Regions from separate parts of the Mus musculus genome. Here region 2 is linked to region 1. A link is a loop called in an ENCODE intact Hi-C map of the cell type or tissue named here. Cell type or tissue: left cerebral cortex. All regions are shown on one strand. Each heading gives the region's core, and the rest is flanking DNA. Links, peaks and the distances in the headings are about the cores only.

Evidence for each region. Peaks named below come from ENCODE experiments on the same cell type or tissue, not always from the same donor. Only the 100,000 strongest peaks of a DNase experiment are listed, where the experiment ranks them.
Region 2: a loop joins it to region 1, with 13 times the contacts of the local background. A loop is called at or near these places in 21 of 42 quality-filtered maps.

The regions. Positions count from the first base shown.
Region 1 is chr16:71,240,511-71,256,113 of GRCm38, forward strand. 4930567J20Rik (RIKEN cDNA 4930567J20 gene) reads left to right here and starts at 9,394. Exons shown (of 3, transcript NR_040576.1): 1 at 9,394-9,720. In left cerebral cortex, for the core only: a CTCF peak has its summit at 7,191 (motif pointing right); a DNase peak (open chromatin) is centred at 7,187.
Region 2 is chr16:72,209,232-72,224,834 of GRCm38, forward strand. It overlaps a transcript of Robo1 not described here. Among named protein-coding and RNA genes, the nearest start is that of 8030451O07Rik, 17 kb to the right of the region's middle. In left cerebral cortex, for the core only: CTCF peaks have their summits at 6,696 (motif pointing left) and 8,975 (motif pointing right); DNase peaks (open chromatin) are centred at 6,683 and 8,983; H3K4me3 peaks cover 287 bases.

The DNA of each region.
Region 1 (15,603 bases), core at 2,619-10,618:
ATCATTTTTAGGTAGAGGTATCAACAAAACAATGTAATTTTGCTCACGACAAAAGAAATATGTTAAAGAGAATAAAATGGTCTTTTGTGAATCTTAAAAATTCCTTTGATTCAGAAAAGTGAGTAAAATAAGTGTATCCTTAGCCTTTGGTTCCATGTTATAAAATAAACACAAATAAAATATAAAGAATGGGCTATTTTAGAAATTAAGGCAAACTTTGAAAAGGCAAAAGATCATGAAAATTTCTTGAAAGTTTTATTATGTGTATTTTTCTTTTTAAATGGGAAGCTGGTACAACCATTCTGGAAATCAGTCTGGGTGTTCCTCAGAAAACTGGAAATAATATTACCTGAGGACCCAGCTATTCCACTCCTGGGCATATACCCAAAAGATTCTCCAACATATAATAAGGATACATGCTTCACTATGTTCATAGCAGCCTCATTTATAAAAGCCGGGAGCTGGAAAGAACCCAGATGTCCCTCAACAGAGGAATGGATACAGAAAATGTGGTATATTTATACAATGGATTACTACTCAGCTATTAAAAACAATGAAGTCATGAAATTCGTAGGGAAATGGATGGAACTAGAAAATATCTTCCTGAGTGAGGTAACCCAATCACAAAAGAACACACATGGTATGCACTCACTGATTAGCCCAAAAGCTCGGAATACCCAAGATACAACTCAGAGATCACATGAAGTTCAAGAAGAGGAAGGATCGACGTGAGGGTGCATCAGTCTTTCTTAGAAAGAGGAACAAATACTCATGGGAGCAAATATGGTGACAAAGTGTGGAGCAAAGACTGAAGGAAAGGTCATCCAGAGACTGTCCCACCTGTGATCCATCCCATATACAGTCACCAAACTCAGACACTATTGTGGATGCCAAGAAGGGCTTGCTGATAGGATCCTGATACAGTGGTCTCCTGAGATGCTCTGTCAGAGCCTGACAAATATAGAGGCTGATGCTCACAGCCAATCATTGGACTGAGCACAGGTTTCCCAATGGGGTCCTCAAGAGAGGAGTTAGAGAAAGGACAGAAAGAGCTGAAGGGGTTTGTAACCCATAGGAAGAATAACAATATCAATCAAAGAGACCTCCCCAGAGCTCCCAGGAACTAAACCACCGACCAAAGAGTACCTATGGAAGGACCCCATGGCTTCCAGCTGCATATGCAGCAGAGGATGGCTTTGCCAGGTATCAAAGGGAGGAGAGGCCCTTGGTGCTGTGAAGGTTCGATGCTCCTATAGGAGAATGCCAGGTTGGGGAGGCAGGAGTGGGTGTGTGGGTGGGGGAACAGCCATTATAGAAGCACATCAGGGGGAAATAGGAAAATTGTCAAAAGAAAATAAAAGGGAAACATTTTGTGTCTTTGCAGCCAACCTCTCGTTAGTTCCTTCAGTTCTCCTGGTGTGGAATAACAGAAAATAGCAATACCATGGAATATTAACCCCTGAAGGACATTTTCCATAAGCACTACCTTCCTGACAGTATGGGAAAGCCATGGTAGCAGAAAATAACTTGCTTGAGGGGAAGGAGACAGAGACAGAAGGATGTAGAACTCTTAAATAATGCAGCCATTTATTGAGAAATGTTGAAGGATTCCAGGATCCTTCTAAAAGCTTATCTCAATACGTAAATAAAAATTGAATATTTGAAGTACATTTTTTCCTATCAATAGAGAGAAGAATTTTCAAATTGTAAGAGCTCTGAGATGGACTATTTAGGGAATAGGTAAAAATAACCCATGAACAATAAAAATAAAAAGTTTCAAGAGCAGAAGACAGCACTGGAGATAAGCAAAATACAGAGTCCCTGGCTTGAGATGATTTATATTCTGATTATTTCACTTTTTTTTTCTACTGAAAAATGATATGCACTAGAAAGAAAGCTTGCTTGCTAACATAAGAAATATCCCAGTTTCCCAATTATTGTTAAAAGTTTCCTTTTGGTCCTCTTGGCAACTGCCACTCCTGGAACCATTCTTTACATACTTGCTCTGTTGTTTATTGTTTGCCCCTTCTCGTGCCCTCCAACTACACTGTGACATCCGTGACAGACTTTGTCTTATTGTCTCTATTTTGGGGGTCCAGTCGCAGTGCCTGAGGGTAAAGCAGGAGCTCAATGGAGCACTTGGCAGAGATGAAGGTAAGAATAGATAGACTTCACAGATAGAAGGTTAGATACATCCCCTTCCCTCAAAAAAATCGAAAGCAATACCAAGGATTGTTAACCCCTGTAGGCCGTTTCTCATAAACAATACTTTTCTGTAAAATTCATTTCCAGACAACAACCCAAAACAAATACACCTCCAGAAGTAAGACATTACTCTGAGCAACTTTGTTGGGATTGATTAGGGAATGATCGCATATTTTTCACTGTAGAAACTAAATTTCAGAAAGGTAGGATAGCTATGTGTGGATGTAATGAGCACCTTTCTCTGTATGTGAGTAGGTGACAGACGATCGGTGATAGACATATAGATGCAAATAACTATGTATTCAAGACGAGTAAAACCTAAAACTGTATAGCCAGACCCTTGCTTGAATCCTGGATTATAATCTCTATTATCTTAATAGTCCTTCAAATAAATTTCTTCTCTATTTCAGCATTGCTTTCCTGTGAAAACAAAAGCACCAGAAATGCCTTGCTAGAGAGCAGCTGACACCATGGCAGGCAAAGCATTATCTTAATTGCACCACTGTTTGGACTGTTAGAGACCAGGAGTGACTAGATTCAAATGGGCAGTTGGCCCATGCTATCTGTGTGGTAATGGGATTGGTGATGGCAGAGCCAGGCTAACAGCAATCAAAATTCCACAAGTAACTGTATTTTTGGCTGATCTTTTGGGTAGTGTTATTTGTAGCAAGTGCAAATACAGAGGCTGTTAATTGGCATTTTCAAGTTTTCCCCTCTTCCTCCCTGAGCAACCCTTCAGTATCACTGCTCCCTCCCGAATACACACATGTCATTTTCCCCTATCCATTTTTTTTTCTCAAAAACAGTTCTCCGAAGCACATTATATATGTAGAGTTCTTAATTGCAGAAGGGTTTCATGTTTTCTGTGACTTTAGAGACGGTGCCCACAGAGCAAACGCTGAAGAGCAACTGCTTCCAAACAGCATGCTAAGGGACACAGGGCGAGCACATTTGATAATGAAAGACTCTAATTTACAAATCATTTGGCAAATTGACAATCTCCAGGAGGGTCTCTGCTTCTGCTGCCCTTCACAGCATCTCCTTATTCTATGTTAGCAATTAACCTTCACTAAGTTTTCTATTTTGATTAGACAGTGAGAGGCAGTAGTAGGAAATCAGCTGCTGCAAGCCCAGAGGTTGGAGATTCAGGGCATTCATCCACTTTTGCTTGGTCACAGTTGACTCTCTTCATCCATGCGTTCCCACCATGCGTCAATGGTTCTTTCTGAACTCGGTTTTATGTTAGTGTCTCCTCTACACGACATTTTTTTTTTTTCTTTTTTAGGTTGAAAATGACTTCCAATCATTTGGAGGATGTAGCCCAGAATTTTGCAAACAGCAATTTAAGAAATCATTAAAACATGACAAATATTTTACTGCTGTAAGAACTGAATATTTTCTAAATCCTTAACGTAAGTTTTAAAATTTTATCTTCCTCAAGCAAACTCTACTTTTTTTCAGAATCGCAAGACTCTTTTAATGCTTTACCAATACATTTTCAATGTAGTGCTCATATTGCCCAACAGGAGTTATATAAAAAATTAAAAATTCTACTCAAGGAAACTGTAGTGCACCACTATGGATCTTTTATTCAGCTTATTTCAAAATAGGATTATATATGTGTAATATTTAATGGGGAAAATCCCCTTTGAAAAATAAACTGGAAAAGATCCAATAGGCAGGGAGAATCTTTTCAGCACTGGGATAAAAATTAACGAAGGAGAAACAAAGAAATTATCTAGATAATTTTCCTCTGTAATGTTACTCTGAAATCTCTTTCCTTGTCCTGCCAGGGAGACCACTGCAAAGATGTCCCTTTCAGGCAATTCTGTGCTCTTGTGAAACACTGTGGTTCTTTCAACGCCACAATGTTTAGTAACTGACCCCCAAATAATCATGGTATCAGGATGAATAGAAGAAGGCAAGAATTAGCTGTACAATATTTGTCAGCTGCACAACATATGTTAAGATCTCTTTATGAGAGAGATTATATATGCATGCTCAATACCACAAGAGGCAATATGTAGAAAATTTCTATTGAGTAGAAGATAATACCATCAAGTATAATATTTAGAGATACCAAATATATTGACAAATGTGTATTTATTAAAATAGTTTGAAATGAATGCATCTTACTACTTAAAATACTTAATTTGTTGTTCCTGTGAAGGCTCTATGCCCCAGTATAGGGGAATGCCAGGGCCAGGAAGCAGGAGTGGGTGGGTTGGTGAGCAGGGGGAGGGAGGAAGGGATAGTTTTTTGGAGTGGAAACCAGGAAAGGGCATAACATTTGAAATGTAAATAAAAATTCAAGGGGTAGCGCATACCGGTGTCGATGTGGAGCAAGAGGGAACACTTCTCCATTGCTGGAGGGAGTAAAATCTTGTACAAGCACCAAGGAAATCAATTTGTTCCTTTCTCAGAAAATTGGGAATAGTTTTACATCAAGACTCGGTGATACCACTCCTGGGCACATATACCCCAAAATGCTTCGCCATCCCACAAAGTGATACCACTCCTGGGCACATATACCCCAAAATGCTTCGCCATCCCACAAAGTGATACCACTCCTGGGCACATATACCCCAAAATGCTTCGCCATCCCACAAAGTGATACCACTCCTGGGCACATATACCCCAAAATGCTTCGCCATCCCACAAAGTGATACCACTCCTGGGCATATATACCCCAAAATGCTTCGCCATCCCACAAAGACACTTCCTCCACTGCGTTCATAGCAGCTTTATGGGTAAATAGCCAAAACTGGAAACTACACAGGTATCCCCGAGCTGAAGTATGGATAAAAGAAGGTGTGGTTCATCAACACAATGGTATACTAATAAGCTATTAAAAACAAGGACACGATGAATTTTGCAGAAAAATGGGTGAAATTGGAAAATATTATTCAGACCAAAGAGGATATGTACGGTATGAACACATAAGTGGAGATTATTTATAAAGTCCAGGATAAACACACTACAATTCAATGTCCCAAAGAAGGCAAATAACAAGGACGGCCAAGGGGATGATGTTTGAATCTTCCTCAGAAGGGAATAGAAAATTAATATCAGAGTGGATGAAGAGGGGATGGGAAGAGGAACGGGATGGGGAGATCAGGTGTAGGGAGAGACAGGTATAGGGAGAGCAGGAGGTAGAGAACAAAAGTTGGCACTGGGGTGGGGGTGGAGTGCATCTCCATGACATGTCAGAGACCTGGGGACAGGAGGTGGTAGTGATCGTGTAGGTCACCGAGTCATTAGGAATGAGTCTGAGATTCTTAGCAGTGGAGGATAATGGGATAAGGAAAGAAAACCACCCACAAAGCCTTTGACCCAAAATGTGTCCTGCCTACAAAGTGTGCAGAGATAAAGATGGAGTAGAGATAGAGGGAATGGCCAACCAATGACTGGCCCAAATTTAGACCAATTCCATGGCCAAGAACCAGTCCATGACAGCATGAATGATACTCTGTTTTGCTTGCAGACAGGATCCCAGCATAACAGTCTTTGACAGGATCCACCCAAAACTTGATGGAGACAGACACAGAGACTCACGGGCAAACATTAGATGGAGCTCAGAGAGTCTGTGGAAGAGTTCGGAAAGGGTTGAGGGACAACAGAGGACAGGGATTCCACAGGAAGACCAACAGAATCAACTCACCTGGACCTTTGGGGGCTCCCAGAGAGTGAACCACTAAAGAAAAAACATGACTGGAACTAGGCCCCCTGCACATACATAGCAGATGTGCGGCGTGGTCTCCATGTGGGTTCCGAACAGCTAGAGAGGAGGCTGCCCCTGAATCTGTTGCCGGAATGTGGATCCTGTTCCCCTAACTGGATAGCCTTGTCTTGCCTCAGAGGGAGAGAGTGTGCCTAGTCCTGCATCAACTTGATGTGTCAAGGTGGGGTGATATCCAGAAGGGGGCTCCCCATTCTCAGAGGAGAAGGGGAGCGGGGCTTGGAAAGAGCCACCTTGTGTGTGGAGGACTGGGAGGAGAGGGGGCTGATATTTAGATGTAAAGAGAATAAATAAATTAATTAAAGGGATTAAAAAGAACAAATGGTAAAAACAAACAAACAAAAGATAATTCAGTACTACTGGAGAAAAAATGTTTGCTCCTTTTCCTTTATTTAAAGATGTATATGTATAGCTTCTGGCTAAGTGATTGGTAATTACTTTCACAAAATTCTTCCTATCCAGCCCACAGCCAGTATTGCTTATATATTTTAAATTCCTATGAATATTGCATCGGCTCCTAATCTGATCTGTGAAAAGTATAAATATATAAACTGAATGGTATTGAACATGTAAGGTGGTGTAATAAATTTGTATAATGTATGTACTACAAATACTATGGAAGGAGTTACAGAAACAAAGTATGGAGCTGAGATGAAAGGATGGACCATGCAGAGACTGCCATATCCAGGGATCCACCCCATAATCAGCTTCCAAATGCTGACACCATTGCATACACTAGCAAGATTTTACTGAAAGGACCCAGATGTAGCTGTCTCTTGTGAGACTATGCCGGGGCCTAGCAAACACAGAAGTGGATGCTCACAGTCAGCTAATGGATGGATCACAGGGCTCCCAATGGAGGAGCTAGAGAAAGTACCCAAGGAGCTAAAGGGAACTTCAACCCTATAGGTGGAACAACATTATGAACTAACCAGTACCCCTGAGCTCTTGACTCTAGCTGCATATGTATCAAAAGATGGCCTAGTCGGCCATCACTGGAAAGAGAGGCCCATTGGACACGCAGACTTTGTGTGCCCCGGTACAGGGGAACGCCAGGGCCAAAGGGGGGGAGTGGGTGGGTAGGGGAGTGGGGGTGGGTGGGTAAGGGGGACTTTTGGTATAGCATTGGAAATGTAAATGAGCTAAATACCTAATAAAAAAAAATGAAAAAAAAAAAAAAAAAGACTCAATTGAATATTTTTAGATCCAAACTGACTGAAATCTATAAATGGCCAGGAGAGGGCGCGCACGCCCTACTTTGTGGAGGCTGTGAGCCGCTTGCTTCCTTACATTGTCCAGAAAGGTGTTTTGTGTTGCTTTGTCAGTTTCTTCAGTAAAGACAGGGAAAATGTCATTTCTATTCAAAGAAATTAAGGAAAAGAAAACAATTTTTAGAGTAATTATAGCGAAATAAAGTATCAAATAAAATTGAACTGTAGAGATATTTAAAGGAAATACGGGTACACAATGTAGCATATTGCTCTCTCTCTCTCTCTCTCCCTTTCCCTCTCTCTCTTTCTCTCTTTCTCTCTCTCCCTATTTATATGTCTCCAGGAAAACCATAAATAACCTGCTGATAATTTTAAACTTCATTCGTGTTTCTATATGAGCAAATGGTTACGTACATATTATAGCAAAAATATTTACCTATTCGCTATTTCTGATAACAAGCTTTATAATTGGGTAGTACAGTGTAACATTATGTCTTGCTTTTATTTTAATTAGTATTGTAGTGATCACACACCTCAGGACATGTGACTCAAATCCGAGTCCTCGGGCATCAGAATTTACCACACAATTTTTGTAACAAAATTGTTTAAATGAATAATGTTTAAAATATTTATTACATATCATATTAATAAGTTACATAAAAGATAAGGAAATGTTTCTATGTTGGCAAGTGATCATATGATATATTAAATATAGGTTGTTACATTATACTTTTTAAATAAAATTTTCATTTATACTTATTTTCAATAGAATACAATTCATTTTTGAATTATGGTAGCATATAATTTATAGTAGAAACAAATGTTTTCAAAGTATTTGTCCTCAAAGTTTAAGGTAAGATATTGTTTATTTATAGTATATAAACATTAATTAATGTTAGGAGTGAGTGTGGTGGCAGTCCCAAAGGCGCCAGGGACTGTAGCTAAGTCGTATGACTTGCACCTGACTTTCTCATATAAGCCACAAACATCTTGAGAGCTGCGCAGGTGCACCAGGATACCGGTGAATCCAGTTTGATGGAGATATGCCCCTGCTGCCCTGATTAGCTGAAGCTGCGTGCCTGGTGAGGTGGCGTGGCCTGCTGTGCATGGATGAGAGTATAAAAGGAGTGAGAGGCCCAGGGTTCGGGGGAGATATAAACAAGAAGAATCAGGACTGAATAAACTGCTGTTAGAAGGACTGGTGGTCGTGTCGTTCTTGCTGGTCGAGATCGGACGCGACAAATTAAAATGAATTTTTAAAATGCTATATATAATAATTTCTCATTCTAACATTTTTATTTATTATTTTATTAGTTTAGTCCGTGCCTCTGTGTGTGTGTGTGTGTGTGTAGTGGGTTTGTGCATGTGTGGGTGTATGCCCTTGGAATTGCCGTGACGCAGGTGAGGAGTTCAAAGAACAAGTACCGTGAGTGAGTTCTGTCCATCGACCATTTGAGACCTTGGATGCAAACTTAGTCATTAGGTGTGTGGACAAGCGCTTATATCCGCTCAGCTAACTTTCAGCTGCTATGATTAATGTATAAGATGTTAGTTTCAAATGAATGCAAAGATATCTGCAAACCATCAGTGATTGTATTTAATTGAAGATTTTTAAAGGTATAATTTTTTATTAAAGATTCTTCTTGAATTAAATTTTGAGAAAGAGAAGCAAAATATCAATAACGTTAGGTAGAGATTTAATTTTGTATATATTAAAGTGGACATTCCTATATTAAGTTCTCAAGACATATTTTCCCTTTTAAAAATTATGCTTTTAGAATTTCATACTACATCGTCTTTACCTCACATTGTTTTTTTAAATCCCCATCTCTTTCCAGGTCTCCTACTACAAACTGATCTCCAACTTCATATTTTTTTCTGTCTCTTAAACAAAAGAGAGAAGAAACCTGCCTGAAACCATGGCCCCAGGAGGGAGTGAGCCCCCAAAAGAAGACCCGCACATGGAGACCTGAAATACCACCAGGATGGTGCCACAGGGACCCAGACCAGTAGCGAGCCTAAGATGACCACCAGTGTGGCACCACACAGGGCTGGGGGTGGGGCAGACCATGCCTGAGATGACCCCTGCCTGTCGTCATAAGGTATGGGCGGGATATAGAATTCCTGAGTCCACTTCAGAGATGATCCCAGACAGAGACCCCAGGACGCCACAAAGAGGTGCAAGTAAAAGGTGGAGAAACCGAAGAGAAAGAGAAGCAGAAGGATGTGGGCGCAATGGAGAAAGATGTTACTGAGACTTCAGGGTAGTGATGCCCACCTACGACCATGATGGAATCTTGGCCTGTGCTGCGGCCAAGGACCATGTCTAGGTCTGTGGCCATGCAGTTGCCACCAAAGGCCAGGCACACGTCCCTGGTCTGGGCTGTTGATTATGGACACGTTGATATATGTGATCTGCGCAGAACTGGGTCTGCTACTCACATGGACATAGTGGGAGTGCTGGACCTGAGGAGTTAAGAGAAGGAGCGCTCATCTCGTCCCTAACCAGCTGGGTAGAACTGGCACATGACCCTGAAAGGACAGTAGAGTTGTTCCTCTTTGCTTGTGAGTATTGCTGGTGAACCAGCCCGAGGGTATGAACATGGGCAAGCTGTCCCTGCATCTTGTCTGCTGGGCAGTGAAGTAGGAGAAGAACAAGATGCCCACTTCGACATGTGCCCCCTGCCACCTATGGCAGAAAAGAGAGATGGACCCAGAGTCGTGAGAGCAGGAGAGCTGTCCCTGTCCCTCACCTTCTGCAGCACATGGGTGAGGGGACCTTGTACCTTGCCTGAGCCATAGAGTAGAGATGATCCTGATGGCATGAGAACAGGAGCGGTGGCTCTGCTCCTTTCTGTCTGTAGCACTGGATGACCTAGCCTGGGCAGGGCAGGAGAGCTTGCCTTGGCAGTGTGAGTGTGGGAGAGCTAGTGAGCTCCAGGGCTTTGAATTGGCTCATCCCAACATCTACCCCATTGATGAACTGCTGGAGTGCATGCAGGGGCCAGTCCTACAGATCCAAAACGACAGCATCTCTATGACACAAGGCAACAACGGGATATCCAAAAGACAGCCCCTGAGGTTCCCATATTGCAAATGTAGCAGGAGACAGAGGCCTTGAACCAGACCAATGACTCAGTGTAATGAACGTTTGAAAGCAAAGAAGTGTGGTCAAAAGTCTCTACTTTGGGACACAATGTGTCACATTACAGTTTCAACAAGAGTTTTGTTGTTGTTGTTGTTGTTTGTTTGTTTGTTTGCTTTGTTTTCTTTTTCCTTTTTCTCTTTTGGTGAGATGGAGGCAAGGACAGAGGGCAGGTGTGAGATGGGAAGATGAGTGGGACCGGGGTACCAATAAAAAGTTTTAAAACATGAAATAAGGAGAATAACTACATAGAGATTGCATTTCAGAGGCATTTTGTGTACTTTCAGTATGTACACGTGCATGTTTGTTTTAAGAATAACAATATTTAATATTTTTGTTCACTCTTAAAAAAGTGAAAGCATGAAAGAAAGAAAGGGGTTGGACTTTTATGCCTTTAATTTCAGCTCTAGGGAAACAGATCACAGGTGGATGCCTGTGAATTCAAGGCCAGATAGGTCTACAGAGTGAGTTCCTGGCCATGTTGAGCTGTCTAAAGACTGTCTAAAGACAAGAGAGAAAGAGGAGAAGAGAGGAAGGGGTGGGTAGGCAGAGAAAGAAACGGAAACAGACAAAGATAGAGACATACAGAGAGACAGAAAGAGTCAGAAACAGAAAAGCTGTCAGAGACAGAGACAGAAACAGAGGCACACAGAGATACATAGAGTGAGTGACACAGGGGACTAAAGAGAAGATGGATTCCATGTTGTGAGCAGGATGCCTGCCCTGGAATGTGCTTAATATGCCCAGTGCCCCCATCTGAAGAAAACTGATTTTGCATCTCCCAACAGCTACTATTTTCCAATTGGAGGAGGAAATTTGTGCCCACAAATCTTCATTAGTGCTGCAAAGTTTGTCCAGCTTGAACTTTGCAGGTCATGAGCATCCTGCCCCAGCCTGTGAATTCACATTTTCTTATCCCCTGTTGTGTCTGGAAAATACTCTTTCCTAAAAGCATACACAAGCATTGGCTATTACAGTCTTACCCTCTTCTGCATGATCAAGCAAGATATTGAATTCAGGGCTGAGGATTCCATATTAGCAACTAGCTGATCCCATATTAAACAATTTTGTCAGACACACCTGAATTACTCTAAAAATTTACTTAATCATGCATTGTAATTCAATGCTAAAATCTATTTGAAAATAAATCAATCAAAACTCAGTGGCAACCTTGTAATAAGAAAATAAGTAAAGGATGCACTATTTCAGAAGCAGCAGTGTACTAAAAATTGGTAACTTCAGACATTAACACCAGAAATATTACTAAAAATGGTACAGTTATTTTGTGCTTAACTCACTACTCTGAAAAATATTCCTTTCTGCTTACAGTTCTTTGAATAAAGTTGTTTTAGGTAACTTAATCTTATTAAATACACCAAGCTTTCCTGAAATTAATTTTATAAATTTAATATTAATAATAAATAACCAACAGTATAAAATGTTTATTTACATTTTTTATAAATTCAAATTCTGGATTTTAAAATTTTGGTGGTAAAGAAAAATTGCTTTAGGTGACACTGGTGTAACTTAGTAGAAATATAAACATAAATATATTTTTGGATGACTTTCTTCAAGACTTTTAGACATTTCTGTTTTCATAATTTGTCAGATATGCAGTTTGGTCTTCATATGGGTCCGGAAGGACTGGAGGAGGGGCTATTCCAAAGGCTGTTGTTTACATATGGGATATGTTCTTTTAGAAGGGCTGTCATGTCTGTTCTTAGTGGAAAAGGAAGCACCTAGTCTCTCAGAGTCTCAACGTGCAGGGATACAGGGCTATCCAGGGAGGCCCCCACCTAGGTGGAGAAGGACAGGGAAGGATGGGGGAAGGGTTGTAGGACGGGTTGACTGCGAGGGGCACAGTGAGAGGGATGTAAAGTGAATAAAAAAAATTAAAATATTAAATTAAAAAGTAAGTTTCACTCAGTATTATCCTTGCAACTCTATGCTTTTGGATTCCTGTCATTACGACTCTATTTTCTATAACCCAGCATATCAGAAGTATCATTTAACCTTACTGTATCTGGGGTTGCTTTTACAGTACCTGTGGCATAGTTTGGGTTTGAGTAACTGCAAAAATACTGCTTAGATTTTACTCATAATAATACTGTTATTATTTTACTCATTACCTACTATTCTTTTCCTTTACTGATTTTCTTTTCTTTTCTCTTCTCTGTTTTTGCCTTTTCACTTCTATTCTCTTGTTTCTAGATGTAGGTGGTTTTAATCTTTCTGGGTTTTCCCAGACAAAATGGCTGTCAATTGAGTCATCAGCTATCCCTGCAATCAATGGAGATGGCCACATGATGGATCCAGTTATTGCAATCAGTATAGATTTTGAATAAAGTGTCAGCTGTGGCCCTGGGTCCATTTGGTCTCAGAAAGTACATCTTTTCTCAAAGTCCTACCTTTTAGAAAGAGAGGTGTTGGACTGAATACAGAGTCACTAGAGTCATTTAATCAATAAAGACAAAGGTGATGAATGGCAGGTAAACCTATGCGGACTGAAGCAAACTAACTGTTCTTTAGAAGAAAAAGAAATCAAGTTTTAAATACCATTTCAGCAAGTTGCTGTTCTGTTTAGAAGGGGGTGATAATCGACTTACAAGTAAAGATGATGGAGATGCAGCGAGCATTAAGAATCCAAGAAAGGTACAGATCTGGGCTGTCTCCTGAGCTTTCTACCATCCATATGCCTCCAAAAATTTGCTTTTGCTGAAATAATACAATTATTAAACTGCAATTTTACTCGAATTTAATTGCTTTTCTTTTCTTTTAAATGTCTTTTTCCCAACAGTTCTGTCTCTTTCTTGTGATTCATGAATAACAGGATTTCATTTTTATTCATGGTAGAATTATACTCTATTGTGTTCATATCTATTTATCTAAAAATCTGTCTGTCTGTCTATCTATCTATCATTTATCTATCTATCATCCATCTATCATCAATCTAGTTTCTTTTTCCTATTTATGTTTCTTTTCCCATTTACCTGCTTATTGGAGTCTAGAGTGACTCAATAAATTTGTTTGAATAACACCATATAAAAATGAACCAAAATAAATCCCCCAGATCTTTATGTTGCTTCAAAAATGACTCTCAGAAATTGATTATATACAAATTCCTGTGTTCACCCTCTTCATTCTTATTTGACGACCAAAGCGCCTTAGTACTGATGGTCACACATGTCTTTTATTTAGAAAATCACTCTCAAATTTCTTTGAGCAAGAGACTTATGTGGAAAAAAATTGCATGGAATACATTTGCTTGTTCCCATTTCATAGAAATTTCATTTAGAAGTTATATTGTAAACAAAGAAAGGTTGATGCATGGTTCATGAAAGTATCATGGCCCAGCAATTTATGGAAAAGTATTCTAAATAGGTTATATCTTTTAACTTAATGAGTATAGATAAATAAGCTCTTCATTATAGTATTAAAGTTACTAACAACCAGTAACTGCTTGTGAACTAGTCTTATTTAACACGTACACCTAGAAAAATACATATATACTAATGTATATACACACGCACACAAGTGCACCTACCCAGGCAACCATAACTTAGTCTTTACCACTCAAAGATAGTCTTTGAAAAGACAATTATATTAATGGTCATCAGCCTCTTACAAGTGAGTGTGATAAATTTTCCAGTTTTACTTTTTAAAGCACAAGGTGTTATATGCAATATCAAGCAAGGAGGACAAAACAGCCACCCTGTGCAGGTTGCAATGATTCTCAGTGCTGTGTAATTTCAAAAATGGATAAAAAAGAGAACGTGATAATTGACAACAATATTCAGCTCCATGATCTCTTTCTTGATATCATTTTTATAGATCTCTTTACTAGTTTTTGTTTGTTTGGTTGGTTGGTTTTTTTTTTTTTTTTTTTTTTTTGTAAAATTTAGCCTATGTCTGGAATTTTAGTGCCTCCATGGTTCAACTACACATATTACACTATATCTTCAGTGCAGATACCAAGTGTTACCTTTTCCCTTTTTCATGTCAATTTCTGTCAAAAACTTGCTCATCTCATGCTTTCATAGAATGGATTTTCTGTCAATTCTCACTTGAAAGCGGTGCTGCTCTTTGTTTTCCTCAGTGGTCCTATGTTGACTAACTTGCAAAGGACACATCAGGAAGTCACTGCAAAGAAACTATTCTAACAGGACATATTAGACTTGAAAAATAATGAATAGTTTGTACAGTAGCTTTATTTAATGTGACTTTATTGAAATTTGGTAAGAAATAGAAAAGGTCACCTGGGTTGCTACCCGGCCAAAATAGAAAGCATTGAGTTTGCATCGAATAGAACATTGCTTTCTAGTCTGGAGTGAATACTGAAAATTTATACTTCAGAAACAAGCTCTTCCCCAAGTTACTCTACCAGTTTGGTTGCTGTTCTTGCTACTTCCTGGAGATTTTACATGATCCTGGTTTTTTTCTACCTTGAATTGCTTGCTATGGTCTACCTCCATGGCTTTCAAAGTACCAAAGAAGCCACCAGTGTGTGAGTTCAAAGAACTACTAATATTCAGGAAAGGTCTTCCCATATCAAAATACCCTAAAATTAACACATAGGGCCAGAATGGTGGCATACTCATATGAAGAGTTTCAGGAGACTTTGAAAAAGTGAATTTTCATGGTTGGGCTATAAGGATGTCTACTGAGCACAATTTCTCAGAGAGATGCACATACCCAAAGTATACTCTTCATTGGCTCTGAAGAATATTGATGATGATTACTGACCATTTGTTTTTCTGTAAACACAGGTCACCAGACAGATAATTCAAGACATTTTATTGAAGCGTCCCCCCAGAGAACAAATCTGTTCACAAATGTTGTATAAAATGATATTTTCATGAACTGAAAGGTTTCATCTTATTAGGGATGAACTGTCGTGATCAAAGGTGACCGTGTAAAATTTCCCTTTCATAGTTGAATAAAAATATAAGAATTCATATTGTCTTTGTGAGGGGAGGCTTTTATGTGGTACATGGAAAACAGTGTTGCTTAGGAAAAAAATGAACGAGTAGAATTTAAAGCAATTTAAGCATGTGGCCCTTTGAGAGGTATGTACACGCCTGTGCCATGGGAGGCTCTGCTTGCCAGAGGAAGGCTAAATTGTCAGTGATTTAGTTGCTCTAGGGATTGCAAAGGTGATCTTGTAGTTTGCCTCCAGTGACAGGTGCTATCCCTTTATTATAATTTGACCCCCTGGGTGTTAAAACATTCATGGATTTTTCTGCTAGGAAATCTGCATACTCCTCTCTGCATGTTTATTCATAATCCTCTGATGAGGTGCAGAC
Region 2 (15,603 bases), core at 2,805-10,804, 970 kb after region 1:
TATGTAACAGTGGCTTCTATAAAATTTTTATAGAAACTTGTGGAAAATTGGCTTTTTATTTATTTGTAATATCCAAATATTTCCCCAAATATTTATAGATAGAAGTATTAAACTTGTATTTATGACATTCTTTCCAAGAAACACTGAATACTTTAAGACTAAATTGACCACTTTTTTTTCTTTTATCTGATTTTCAAGTTGCATAATTATAAATAATTCTTTTAAGCCTTAGCACTTAGTTGAAAAGAATATTTGGATGGAGTTTTGAAATGTCTCAGCTCCTCCTGCACCATGTCTGCCTAGATGCTGCAATGCAGGGAGCCTTGATGATAGCGGACTGAATCTTTGAACCTGTAAGCCAGCCCCAATTAAATGTTGTCCTTATAAGAGTTGCCTTGGTCATGGTGTCTGTTCACAGCAGGAAAATCCTATCTAAGACACCACCCTTCTAAAAAACCCAAGTTTACACACCCCACCCCACCCCACTTTGGTCTCAGCGTGCCTTATAGTCACCTGTAATTACAGCCTGTGAGCTTCTGATACTCCCTGGAGGCCAGTGTGGTACCTGCACACACAGGATGTAACTTACACAGACATACAGATACACTTAAATTGAGATAATAAAAAATAAACATTTAAAAAAGAATAAAGGGAGAAGTCAGAGATGAGCAGAAATTTTATTGAACTGAATTGTGTTCACCTGTAAAAGGTTTTGTAATCATGAACTATTCAACCTAGTTTATTTGCACAGACATTTCCTGCTGAAGAAATTGAAATATTTCATAGAACAAATAACGACTAATCTCTGCCTCATGTTAAAGCAGTAGAAGATTCTCAGTAGAGAGAAGTTTTTTCTACTCCTCTAAAAATAAGCAAAGCAAACTTCTGTGAAGTTTTATCACAGAAAATTCATTACAAAGATCAAGATATTAGTTAGACATCACAGTGACATGTTGCCATAATAGTTCATTTTTTTGTTGTTTTATTTTCTTTTTACATGGTGTTAGATACTTAGGGTTTTTTTTTTTAATGAGTCAGTTATTAAAAGGAAGATGCCTTAACTTTCCACATGAGCATATTAGTACAACTCTGATTTAAATATGTATTTAATTGTCTAACGAAGCTCACACTCATTTAAATACAATCTGTCAATCCTCGTTTCAACAATTTAGTTTGAGAATGATAACATGTCTGTAACTATTGCTAATAATTTTGCTAAATTTCACTGAATTGTTTGGGGTCAATCAAGTTAAAGGCAAAATGAAAATAAAATGAAATAAAATAAAATCCTGAATCAAATTATAAAACCTGTTTCACGATGCTTTCAGCAGAATGGCTCCTTTAGATATAATCAAGAACTTTCTAAAATTTGTTGAAAATGTAATCTTATATTTAACTATAGGCAGGTGATTAAAACAAAAAAAGAAAATGAGCTATTGATTTCATTTTACCTGATGGAAAAATTTACTTCATACTGAATGGATTTATTTGAGTTAAATTAAATAATGTAATATCTATTCAAATTGGTTTGGGAACATACTCCCAGCCAGCCATGCTGCTTATTTCTTCAGATAATTACCATTAGATTTCACATAAACCCCGCACAGAGCCTCCTGTGGCTCAGAGGTGATGATTTCACTCTTGCAAGAGCAGTCAGAACCCACAGTCCCGGCAAGAAGATGTCCTTTCGTTTATTTTTTTAACAACAGAATTCATAGATATTATATATATATATATATATATATATATATATATATATATATATATGTAATATCTTCTAAATGGTTTACTTTTATTTAGAGTAACAATGACAAAAAGATTATATTAAAAATGTTTAAAGTCAAAAGAAAAAGCACTCATGTTTCCAGATCGGTGGACTTGGAAAGCAATCCCTTGGCATACTTGGCATAGGTTGTAGGACTTCGCATCACAAAGCCATAGACTCAAAGCTGAAACCCATCTGTTTATTGTTGGATGTCAATAGTCTAGATGTTTGGCTATTGTTTCATTCTAGACATTTTCCTACTTTGTAAAATGTGATAATCATATGCCCCCATTCAGACAACATAACCCTACTAAACACTATAGTATTTCAATATTTGTTCTTCGGTAAGCACCATGCAATGTGATCCTTAAGCACCATGGAATGCATTCAGTTGTGTTATTTGTGAACCTAACAACTCTTCCTATAAGATGAGCAACAATGTCCCCAATGTATGACACAGTGACTCTAATTACTCACTTGTACAGAGCAAGGAACACATCCCTAGTGTTAGAAACTGTGACTGTTGTTGAGTTGGATTCAGTTTATCATTTCCTTTCTGTTTAGGGTTGTTCCGGACTAGTCATTCTTCTAGAGAAATTCATTTAAGACATTCCTTTTATTTTTAACTTAATGAAACCAGAATCAAATCTTTAAAATTCTTTCCCTTTCATAAGTTACACCTTTGAGGAGGCTGACTTAGCCCACCCTGGTTAAGTTTCTAACATTTGTCATTGGCTCTAGGAATTGAATTTGAATGGATGCACTTGAATAAATTATCTGTGAAATTACTTTGAAATGAATTGCTGAAAATCTGGGGGCAATTTTGTTATTAGTGCCATATTTCTTATAGAAATTTGGAGAATAAAAGCCTTGAAATAAGCATGCCATTCTGAAAAAGATGCTGAACACACAAGATTATCAATTTTAAATAAAGGTTTCACTGTAGGAACTCACATAGACTAAAGTACGGAGCACAGAGCCTGACGGGTCTGGACCACATGAAGCTGAAGCCCTGAGAGAAGAAGAGGACAAGAACCCCATGCCTGATCCAGAAACATTCCCAGTTGATAACCACTTGCAAATGTAGCATTTGATTTCCGGAATGGAATCTCATTGGGTATGCAAACCACTCTTTAAGGGCAGACCTCATACCTGGGAGTAAATGGCCAACACAAAGCTATCTGGGTAGTAATTTGAGAGATTCTTTAACTCATAATGCTTGGTTGCCCCCCACCCACCCACCCACCCACCTTACAGGTATACAATGTTATATTATCAATTCCAGTTTTGTGTGTCCATGGAATTTCTCTCTGTGTGAACATATGCTTCTCTGTGTCTCACAAGTTGCCAGATATCAAGTAAACACGACTCTGAAACCTCTCTCTACATCTCTTCTTCCCCCCTTTCTTCCACTCTTTTAACGCTAATATCAAAGCTGTACTTGAATGTGCTAATTATGTGTTACTAAAAGAACAAACTTCAGGTCAGTTAAAAGTTTAGTACTAAAATCTACTTAAAGGCAAGCTCTGAGTAGCATGTTCCTTGTTTTTTGAAACCACTCAGGCTGATATGGAAGATAAAAACAAATAGGCATATGTTATTTCAAGAAAGTATAGCTCTGCCTTAAATGATAATGAAGTGATTGCAGTATTTTATTTACTTTATAAAAATCGTGAAGGCGCAGACACTATTGTGGATGCCAAGAAGTGCTTGCTGACAGGAGCCTGATATAGCTGTCTCCTGAGAGTCTCTGCCAGAGCCTGACAAATACAGAGGCAAATGCTCGAAGTCAACCATTGAACTGATCGCAAGGTACCCAATGGAAGAGCTAGAGAAAGGAGCTGAAGGGGTTTGCAACCCCTCAAAGCTACCAGGGACTAATCCACCAACCAAAGAGTACACATGGAGAGACCCATGCTCCAACAGCATCAATAGCAGAGGATGGCCTTGTCGGTCATCAATGGGAGAAGAGGCCCTTGGACATGTGAAGGCTTGATGCCCCAGTGTCTAGGAATTTGAGGGTGGGGAGGCAGGAGTGGGTGTGTGCACACCCTCATAGAAGCAGGAGGAGGAGGGGTGGAATAGGAGGTTTCTGGGGCCAGGGAAATTGGGAAAAGGGATAACATTTGAAATGTAAATAAATAAAATATCCAATGAAAATTGTTAAGGAACTTTAGTTTTATCTAGGCAACTGCTGTTTCACATTTAAACAATCTAGAGGAGTGTGAACATTGTGACTTAGACATTGTGCTTGCCGTGCACAATACAGAAAGTTTCTCATATTAGTGAATGTAGGCACACGTGTTATGAATACAACCATTCTTATTTCCACCTTCCCGATAGCATTTCATTTCATATGGAATTTGACCTGTCAATTCTACTTGTTCCTGGATACATTCAAACTAGTTCTTCCTAAAAGTTAAAGAGAAGCTCATTTAACATTCTGTAAATATATGTATTTATAGTGTAGTGGAAATAACCTATGTTTTCTAACTAGAATTTGGAAAGTATAGTGAAGAAGAATGCAGTTTATGGGGGGGGGGTTGGTTTTTTGTTTTGTTTTGTTTTTTGAGGGGTTCTTTTTTGTTTGGTTGGTTGGTTCTTTTTGTGTTTTTGTTTGTTTGGTTTTGGGGGGGTGTTTTGTTTTTTGTTTTTTGTTTTGTTTTGTTTGTTTGTTTGTTTGTTTGTTTCTTAAGACAGGGTTTCTCTGTGTAGCCCTGGCTGGCCTCGAACTCAGAAATCCACCTGCCTCTGCCTCCCAAGTGCTGGGATTAAAGGCATGTGCCACCACACTCGGCTACAGTTCATGTTTATTAAATACATTTTCACGTATGTTATAGAAATGCTCTCAAATGGTGGTATATAGTACACACACACACACACACACACACACACACACACACACACACAATCACTCTTATGCCCTGAGTCAGAAATACAGAAAAAAATGAATACATATTTATTTTTCTCTAAGACCATAATGATCTCGTTTTCCCTTTAGGCTTATCTCTTTATGAATATTAATTTTTGTACAGGCAACTATTGCCATTTAAAATTATTTTGCCAATCTTTGTAAGACTGGAAAGTTTAATGCTCTATTAAGCATTTTACAAATAAGTTTTTCAAATCACATACCCCTGAGCGTACCAATGGACCGATGAAACCACCAGTTCCCTGGGCACTGGAGTCTCTCCGTTCTAAATGAATGCTAAAACTTTTTCCTCCCTTCTAAAGTTTTCTTGGTAAATATTTTGCCTGAGAACATCAGGGCTCATCTTTTAATTATCTTAGTATGAATTCTTGTGTGTATTTTTATGAGAATGAAAAAAATTAGAATCATATTACCATGTGCTAACTTATTTGTGAATGTATATTGTATGGTAGTGTCAGTTTTTGTATAATCTAACAGTAATCCAGCTCAGCCTGCGATTTAAAGTCTGAATAATTTTCATATCCACTTCTCAAATAGGTCATATCGCTATGTTCATGAAAAAAATCACATAGTGTTCTCTATTTGATTCTATAACACACTTGACACACCACCACTAACATCTATACATTTACTTGTAGATTTTATTCTTCAAGTCTTAAGGGAATACACAGAGAACAAATACATATGAATCAAATAGTACGTGCGTTCTAATTTCACTACTGTGACTCCTCAGAGGCACGGTTTTCAGACGATATGAAGATTAGAAAGCCAATGCTCTAACATTCAAGCAAAATTTCAATATTTTCACATTTTCAGACGAGAATGAATCGCTCCAATTGGACACTAATAGCATGTTAATCTTTTAATATACGTATAATCTCAAAACAGGCATGATGCAGCATAGTACCACTATCATACAAGCAGTATTAAAATTCATATGTTCTTGTCTCTGGCCCACTAGCAAAGGGTTTCCTGAGGACCTCTTTCAGCTCAGACTTCTCCAACGGAAGCTGAGATTATAAGGTGACAAAGTGGACTGTCTCCCCTCAAACACTCTCAGAGACCCAGGCAGCTGGAACTTTATAATCGGTGGCGGGGGGCGGGGGGAGCTATAGCAGGAACAAACAAGCAAACCAAACCCAACATTACCCTTCAGGGAATGAGGTGGATTAGAGAGATAATGACTGAGTCATCTTCTGAGGAGTGAACAGGAATTTTCCAGCTCTACAGATGCTATAAAATCCATTCCATGATCTTGGAAAGATATAAAAGGCGGGGGTGGCTTTGAGTAAAAATGGAGGCCTTTTGCAGAACACATGACCAAGGCTCGACTTTCCACTTCATTTCGTGAAAGTTGCACTTGTATTCTATAGTCACAGTTTCACAAAGTTACTAAAGGGCAGGCGGTGATTTTAAAACAAGCCTAGTGTTAAGATTTTTTTTTTTTATCCTATCCACAAGTGAAGAAAATTATAATGCTGTAGGTGATGCAATTTTCTGTTAATTTTGTATATGTGACCACATGGACGGTTATGCTAATGTGTTTGCATTATAGTAAGGTCACTTCATGTTATATACCGAGAGGAGAGGACAGGCTATTTCGTATGACTGTCGCACAGGAGAAGGATAGAAGACGATTAGTTCTCCAGGCCAGCACTGTTTTCAAGATGCATTTAAGGCACAGTCTTTTAGAGGCCCCTATGCAGGATTTTTCCTTTTATCTCAGGAACAGGGCGAGTGGACCTCTGTTTGCTCAAGGGAAATGGTAGAAGCTGAAGTGGGGTTGAGATTTCTCTGCGAGGGGTCGGAAAGAGCATCCAGTTATCTCTGTTGTTTCCACTGCCGATTCTTTTGTAGTCGCTTTTCGTACAGATTAACGGAGGCACAGGATACAATTGTCTCGGCATTTTTTCATTGAAATATGATAAACCTGGATCACTGAAAGACTTGGGATTTTTTGAAAAGGTTTAAGGAGTTCCTAGCTTATTCTGCCACCTTGTGGCCAGAACGCGAATTTCCATCACATCTGCAATAAGTATTTGTCTTTCTCAGGAAAGTAATTTACAGTATTTTACCTAGAGGAATCCCTAAGGACAATGAAGATTTATATTAATTTTCCTCAATAAATATTCCCTACTCAAGAGAATCGTGTCTTTTATTTGAATTCTTTAACTTTAGTTAACATTCTGTTTCGCAAGAATAACACAGGCCTGGGACACATTGAACGGAAATTAAATTAAACCAAATTATAATGCTGTTGGGTGCCATCGCGAACTCTTTATAGCACTTTGATTTATTAAGTGAACAGTGGGGGAATTGAAAGAGGTGCCTTCCCAATGGGATCAAGAACATTCCTGCTTGCTTGTTCTGTGGATATTGTGAGAGTCATCAAGATAAAAATATACAAATAGCTAATGTCTAGTAAGCATTATGGACAGCATATTGCCCTTTTACCAAGTCCATTGTGGTCTAGGAGATTTCTACTAATAATTTTTCTCTTCTTTGATCAAGTATTTTTTATCTTACATCTTCATAAAGCTATTTTCACTCTTATTATGAAATAGCTTTTACCTCATTAGTGGCACTGTCCTAAATGTTGTGTATTTCCTTTAGGTTAGTCCTTTAAAAGTACTCTTAATCAAGCTGGGCGTAGTGGCGCACGCCTTTAATCCCAGCACTCAGGAGGCAGAGGCAGGCAGACTTCTGAGTTCGAGGTCAGCCTGGTCTACAGAATGAGTTTGAGGACAGCCAGGGATACACAGAGAAACCTGTCTCAAAACAAAACAAAACAAAACAAAATAAAACAAAACAAAACAAAGTACTCTGAATCAAGAAGCAACAGATTCATTGAAACAAAGCAGTAGAGGTAAAGATATAAACTAACTTGCAAGCCATCTATCAGCTATTGGCTTCCCCTCATGTGGTTCTCAGCCACAAATAAATTTCAAATGGAGATTTATTATCTGTGGAATTTCGGTTATACCTTAGCTATTTTGTTCTTGTATCCCCTTTTATTAAGATGTCATGTCTGTTTCTTGCATGTGTGCAATGTACCATTATCATGCTTACACCATTATGTTCTTATCCCCTTATTCTCTCTCTAACTGTTTCTCTTCTTCCTCCTAACGGGCTCTTCCCTATTTTTTCCACCATTTTGCCATTGTCCAGGTCTCCTGAAAATAGTCACCACTCCATAAAATCTCTCCTTTCAGCTTGATTTTAAATGGGACTTATCCATAAACTAGTTCAACTTGCCCCATGTGGAATATAAAGGAGTGAAAACTTGTTAGACATTAAACATTTGTAATTGTTGAAATAATGACAGAGTCCTTTATTTTATCTTGGCTAATGCTTCAAGAAACAAAGTCTGTGGCTTACATACGTAGGCACCTGCTTCTGTTTTCTTTAAGACTGCCTGCCGTCTGGAATGAGGACCTGCTTTTAAAGTGAATTTCTTGAAATTTTTAATGGGTCTCATAGCTGTTGCCAAACTGCTTCCTTTGTTCCCTTCAGCCTGTGAACCACCATACAAATTATTTTGAAGTGATCTTTACACCCCTGAACTAAATTCCTGATCAGTGTAGTTATTAGTATCAACCACCTGCTTTCTTTGTCCCATAAAAAACACAGGAGTCATTGACATGGCTTTCGAGTTCTCTATAGTCTTAATTTTCACTCATTATCATGAATTGATTTTTTTTAATCACTTTCCATTTCTTGACTTAGATACATACTAATGCTATATTTAGGATATGTCCTCATGTGACATATCTCATTGTGAGGCAACTTCTCTCCTTGTTTGAGCTTAACCAGGTAACACAGTTTGCACAGTGGAATAGAATGGTAAGAATCTCACAATCTGAGCAAAGCCGCAATAGCCATTGAGACGTTTTTGAGATTTTTTGATCTTGCCCTCTACAACAGAGTGCTATGGCATGGTTCGCTTGGGAACTGAAACGCTGCAGCTTGGCGCTGCCTGGGAGAATTCCACCCAGTCACAGAGGCCAGAGATATCTCTAACTAGCCCTTGTGTGACTTGAATGGAAAAATGCAAGTTTTCCAATATTTACTAACTTTTCCATACGGCTCACTCAGTATCCAAAACATTTCCCTTCTTCTTCTATAACACCCAAAGTAGTGTGAGAATAGAGTCTCAGGCGTTGCCACATTACATTTGAATAACTCTGACGGTAATCATTCTAGGCAAGGGAGAACACAAGTGTTGTTCCACAATTTTACTTCAATACAAGCTCCTTATTTCCTCATACACTTCTACTTTCTTACCACCAGATGGCGCTCTGAGTCTAGCTAGCCAATAATCACACAAACCACATTTAATTGCATTTTACTTACAGGAGATAATCTCTTCCTAAAAGTTAAGATTCAGTCATTCCTTAGAATCCCAAACATTCACTCATTTGCACATTTTTCCTATTAATTTCTTTGGCAATAAAAGGTATGAATGGGATTCTTCACAGAGCTATTTCCTAGTATAGTAATAATACCTACTATGATTGTTACTAACTTCTATCATATAGAAAACGCCAAATAATCATTATGTATTAATAGTAATTTTGTATTACATATATAACTGAAATTTTTACCATATTTAAAGCTTGGTGCTCTCTATATCATATTTAAGTCTTCAGATCAGAATGTAAACAATGCAACAGTTGGCCGACCTAGAGGTAAAGATTTAAGAACCATGATTGCTAACCATAGGTTCAGATCTATTTAAAGGAGGTCAAATCTGACGAAGAAAAAAATACCAGGACATGAGAACATTGTCGGATCAGTGGAATGGAAAGAGGCTCTTCGGCAAGGGAGATTGCCATGGTACAACTGAAAAGTTGGCTGAAAATACCAAAGAGATCATTTGTTTTGTTTTGTTTTCTAGGGTCATAATCAAGAAGATGTTGAATGGATGAGAGTGATGGACACTAGGAAATATTCTAGGAACGTAAAATGAATTGATGGAAGTTGGGTTATTAGTAAATGGCGCAAGGACATAGGCAATTCTGTAATGATGGCATCACTTATGTTGAAATAAGCCTCTGTGTGATGAATAAAGGGAAACAAGAAAGACAACGGACTCAAGAATGGGAGCTGGGTTATATAAAAAGGCTCTTGTAGATAGCGAAGGAATACTGAGCGTGTCTTTAGACTAAGAAAGGTCATCCAAATCACAGCGCCCCCAATGGAGGAGCTAGAGAAAGTACCCAAGGAGCTAAAGGGATCTGCAATCCTATAGGTGGAACAACATTATGAACTAACCAGTACCCCGGAGCTCTTGACTCTAGCTGCATATGTATCAAAAGATGGCCTAGTCGGCCATCACTGGAAAGAGAGGCCCATTGGTCAGGCAAACTTTATATGCCCCAGTACAGGGGAACGCCAGGGCCAAAAAATGGGAATGGGTGGGTAGGGGAGTGGGGGGGGGACTTTTGGGATAGCATTGGAAATGTAAATGAAATAAATACCTAATTTTAAAAAAAGACCTATAAAGGGAAGTAGACACAATTTAAAAAAAGAAAAAAAGAAAAAGAAAAAGAAAGGTGATCCAAAAAAGAAAATTGACATTACCATATAATAGAAAGGGGATATACAGTATTAACAATTTTGAATTCTTAGACTTACAGAATTTTAACTTGGATCACAAATTCTTTGACAAGACTATAGGAAACTGCTATTGTTATCAGTTATCTGTGTGAGGATAAGAAGATATACCCATAGTTGGAAAATAAAATAATGTGTTACATATGAAAACTTCATGTATAATTTTACCAAGGACTACTATTGGTAAATTCACCCCATTGGTATGCTCAATTGAAATATATACCTGATCATTTCTTTCTTTGTACTTCAACTGGAAAAGTTATTAAATGAAGTGATTCCATTAATTTCTGGTAGTAGGAATTAATTAGAATCAACTCATAAGGAAAAATAACTAAGCTAATTAAAGTATAGATTTATTTCTATATTTTACACTAGAAAAATACATAGTACTATGTAAAATGATAATAGATATTATATACTTGAATATTTCTTAATGGGTATATTTTTTAAAAAGCCTACACAAGAATCATATATAAATATTTTTAAGCTTTGTGTGAGAATGATGTCGAGTAAAATTCTATGAATATTGGGAATAGGGAAGGCAAGTTAGATGGTAGCCTTCTGATAATCATAACATAAACCCCTCTTAAAGCTATATAATTAGAGAATCAATGTTATAATAATTATTCAAATATACAAATGTTTTAAATTAAGGAGTATCACTAGAAATTTCCACATAGCCTATATCATGTCTTGACAATATTTCTCCATGCATTCCTTTCTTTATTAACAAGTTTTCTCCCCTTTTCTAGTGCACTTTCTACAATGTCATATTTTTTCATCTTTAGTTTTAAAATATGATATATAGCATATCATATTTGTGCTCCTTGTGTTGCAAACATTTCATATACATATGTAAGGTGAGAGCGATAAAAAAAATGATGAGAGAGGGTTTAAAGTTATAAGTAAAACATATCATTGAGTAAAGAGAATATAGGCCTTTTCTGACAGCTCGTGTGAGCGACATTCGTGTGACCGTTATTTTATTTTCAATTACGTGGATAATCTATGTGGGCATGATTAAACACTGTCAGGTTTTAACTTTGGTATTCTGGGTATGCAAAGATATTGTAATCATGTATCATAGCCAGTGATCATTCTGTCTGACTGAATTGGCCAATTCTAGAAGGAAACTCATATCCTAGCACACTTTGGACAGAAAGTCACGTGCAGGACAGGGGGTGATTATTTTAGACTGTGTCACATGCAGTGGCATATATAACACAATATATATTAAACCAAGATTACACCTGGATGTATATGACCACATCAGTAAAATTCTTTCTAAAATGGCTGCATACCTTACCCAGCAGACAATCTCTGGCAGCAAACATCCAGAGTATCTGGCTGTTATAAACTTTATGCTTCTTTTATTATTATTATTACATAATTTTATTTACATTTCAAATGTTATCCCCTTTCCTAGTTTCCCCTCCGAAACACCCCCCATTGCTTCCCTCCTCTCCCTGCTCATCAACCCACCCACTCCTGCTTCCTGGCCCTGGCATTCTCCTGTACTTGGGAATAGAGCCTTCATACCTTATTGATGACCAACTAGACCATCCTCTGCTACATATGGAGCTGCAGCCATGAGTTCCACCATGTGTTTTCTTTGGTAGGTTGTTTAGTCCCAGGGAGTTCTGGGGGTACTGTTTTGTTCACGTTTGAAGTTCCTCCTACTGGGCTGCAAACTCCTTCAACTCCTTGGGTTCTTGTCAGGCCTAGATGTCAAACTTGTTTTTGGAAATGTGTCACTTGGTGTTGGCCACTCCACAGTCACTTATTCTGACCAGTTTTGTATCTCTGGAATAGTCTCCACCTTTGGCAAAAGGAAGACTTTGGAAGAGTATTAAGTGCTACACTCATCAATTAATCATGTATAAATTAATGGTTTCTGAGAAAAGACCAACAGCTTCCTGTAGGGATGAGTTGGCCCAGAGGTTGCCTTATCTATTCCAAGTGGGAATCCTGAACACATGTACCTAACAGTGACACGAAATAGACTCACGTGTGTGTATGTGTGTGTGTGTGTGTGTGTGTGTGTGTTTGATGTATCATTATGGCTAACATGTAATAATATTTAAAGAAGGAATTATTAATTTGGTAGGAGACACAAGAGGTTGAAAGAGAAGAGGAGTAATTTTCATACAATTTCTCACGTTTGAAGTTCTAAAAAAAAAAATTACATACCTCTTAGCCAGAGATGATTTATAAAATTTTACACATCCTTTAGAGGGAACATTCCACACTTAAAACATTTCAAGGCAATAACTGTATTAACTTTCATTAAGCTGGGCATCATTCCAGTGAGCACTGAATCTAAGTTTTTTTATATATCATTTTGCGTGTGTAAATAATATAGCACTAATGATATTTTGTAAATATTTGTCCATCTATATGATTGGAAAATTCCAAGAGGTTATTAGACTATCTCAAATGGAATTTGAAAAAAAAACTCAAAAAATAAGCCACTGAAGACACAAACTCTTAACAGTTAAAGGAATGTGTGTGAACAGCCACAGAGAGCCTTGCTGGTTGAGGGGAAATTTGCATCTTCACAATAAGTGTTATATGAAAAGCAGAGCCCTTTTCACATGCTAGCTCAGCTATTGAAGTTATTCTTATCTCCTATCTGGACTACTGCCTAGTAAGAATAGGAAATTCTTCATTCATTTTACCAATTATATCTGCCATGTGCAGGCAATGCAGAGCCTTGGCGAACATTCAGACAGCCTGCGGATTGAATTTGTTGGTAGAGGACACTCAGCATTGTTCAGCAGTGCAGGAAGCTGGGCTGGCTTTAATAATACATGAGGGCTGCTTTGGACGATTTTTCAGGCTCTTGTGTTGACTGCATGCATGCTGCTATGAGCCATGAAGTCTGCCCACTTCAGGCTCTGTTAAGAAAAGAAACTCAGCACAGAAGGCTTGTGGAAATTTGTGTTTTATTGGCCAGATCAACCTCTCCAAATCAAACCTATTTTAAAATTGAAAGCATAACATTGGCCAAACATTTATTTGAGCTTCATAGATTCATGTCTTTGCAACATTCGATGTGGAAATATTGTAAAGTGTATAGGTCCAGTCCTTAGAATTTTGTCAAATAGTAAAACACTTGTTTTACAGAGGGGGTACATTAAAAAATGTAGACATGATGAGATTCTTTTCTTTAGATTCAATAAAAATCCAGTGAGTGTGTCATCTGTAATATTAAACTGCATATATAATGATGCATTCATTTTAGTTTCTTTGTTTGAATTTATATCTAGTGCTGAGAAGTATTTATGTAGAAGACAAAGGACTTCAACCACTGAATTAAAAATCATTATAGGTTCTTTATATCATACACAGTCTGATGTCTGTGTGTCTGTCTATGTTTCTGTCTGTTTTTCTGTCTGTCTCTATTTCTCTCTGTCTCTGTCTCTCTGTCTCTCTGTCTCTCTGTCTCTCTCTGTCTCTCTGTCTCTCTGTCTCTCTGTCTCTCTCTCTCTCTCTCTCTCTCTCTCTCTCACACACACACACACACACACACACAGAGGGGGTGAAAGATAGGGGATTCTTCTAATCCATTTAAATGAGTCATGTAGATTGTGGACCCTAATATTTAGCCAAAGATATGACATGTAAGTAAAAATGACAAAAGAAAAATATTGTAGTGTACAAACAAAACTTACAATGGGTTCATAAACCATAGCTCATCTTCTAATGTTTAATTTTTGCAAAAAGCTTTAACAGAATAATGCTATATCTAAATTCTTTAAGAAATACCTGGACAACAGACTGTACTCAATACTACAAGAATATCAGAGAGGTGGAAATAGCATACACACTCACTCACAAACACACATACACACACACAAACACACACACGGAGTCTTAGTTCTGAGCAAAATGTCCTGGTTGGAACTGAGGCCACTGAGTAAAACTACTTAGTTCCATTCTTTCTTTTGTCCAGACAAGTTGCACAATTTGTCAGTGAGTGCATCAGCTTGGGGCCCTCCCATTCTTCTCCCCCCCCCCCGACCCCCCAGGCAGCCTACATTTCACACTCTTCTCCATATCCTCTATCCAGGCTCCTTAATGGTCCAGCTACCTGCCTCCAAAAGCAAAGAGCAGTGTCATAATCACCATCATGATTGATGGCGCATAGAGTGACAAGTCTACAGAACAAGGAGCTTTGAGGACAATGGCTTCATCTTGAAAAGTGAAGTGTATACTAAGCCTTTGATCTGAAAATGTGTCCCACTGCAATCACACCTTCTAAAGCTTCACAAGTGTCAAAATCATAATATCTTCGGATCTTTTGGGGCAATTGAGTTTTGCCAATAAAGTACATAGGTTTGATTTTAACTTTCTTGTAAATTAAACAACAGCATCATGTTTAGACTTCACTAGTATATGCTAAAGGAAGCAAATCAGTAGCCTGGCAATCAACAATCAGAAAGACCAGAGAATAGACTCCTGTCGACCATGGCTAATTCGGGATATTTTGATTAAATTCCCTGCAGTGTAAATGCTAGCTCTGACAAGGCAGCATTCTCCTTGGCTTATGTAGGTCAAACAATGACTTAATTGCTCTATAAAGATGTCAGTATAAATTGAATTACTTCTCAGTTATGTAGTGAATTTACTAGACATGGGGGCAGAGGGACTTTACATGAAACAGTAATTTAATTACCTTCCTGGAACCGAAGGTATAGCTTGAGTTCATGCTAATTGTCATATTGTAATGACTTTTCTCTGTTTTTTTCTTTTCTTTAAAACTGAAGGACTTTTTTTTAATATGCCTCAGTGTTTTCTCTTCTTAAAAGAAGTGTTACAATATAAGCCTACACATATATTATTACACAATTAAGTTACTCTAGATAGTCTGTTAGTTTTCAGTCATGGAACATATAAAGTTAGGTTGCATTGTTTCGTGTTTTCTTATTAAATGTCACAGTTAAAAAGGTACAGATCAGTGAAAACTCTTGGAAATGGGTTCTTAGAGTCCCTTAACTACACTGTCCATTTGTTTGCTATGGCCCTTCCGGTTGTTAGCTTTCACGTAAGTTTCTTTTGTCTCCTGGAATTTTTACACATCAGTAATTGGAAATTAATTTTCATCTCCAAAGCTTAATTCCTCTGCTATATATACCATATTCCATGCGAAGGCCGAGTTACTGTTGATTCATTGTGTTTAATCCAAACAGCACAATTTCAATTCCTTTAAGCTTTGACTTCTTTTATTATATTTTCCTGTCTCTGTTTTTATATATAATAGGCACTTTAAGTTAGAAGATCTGCTTCT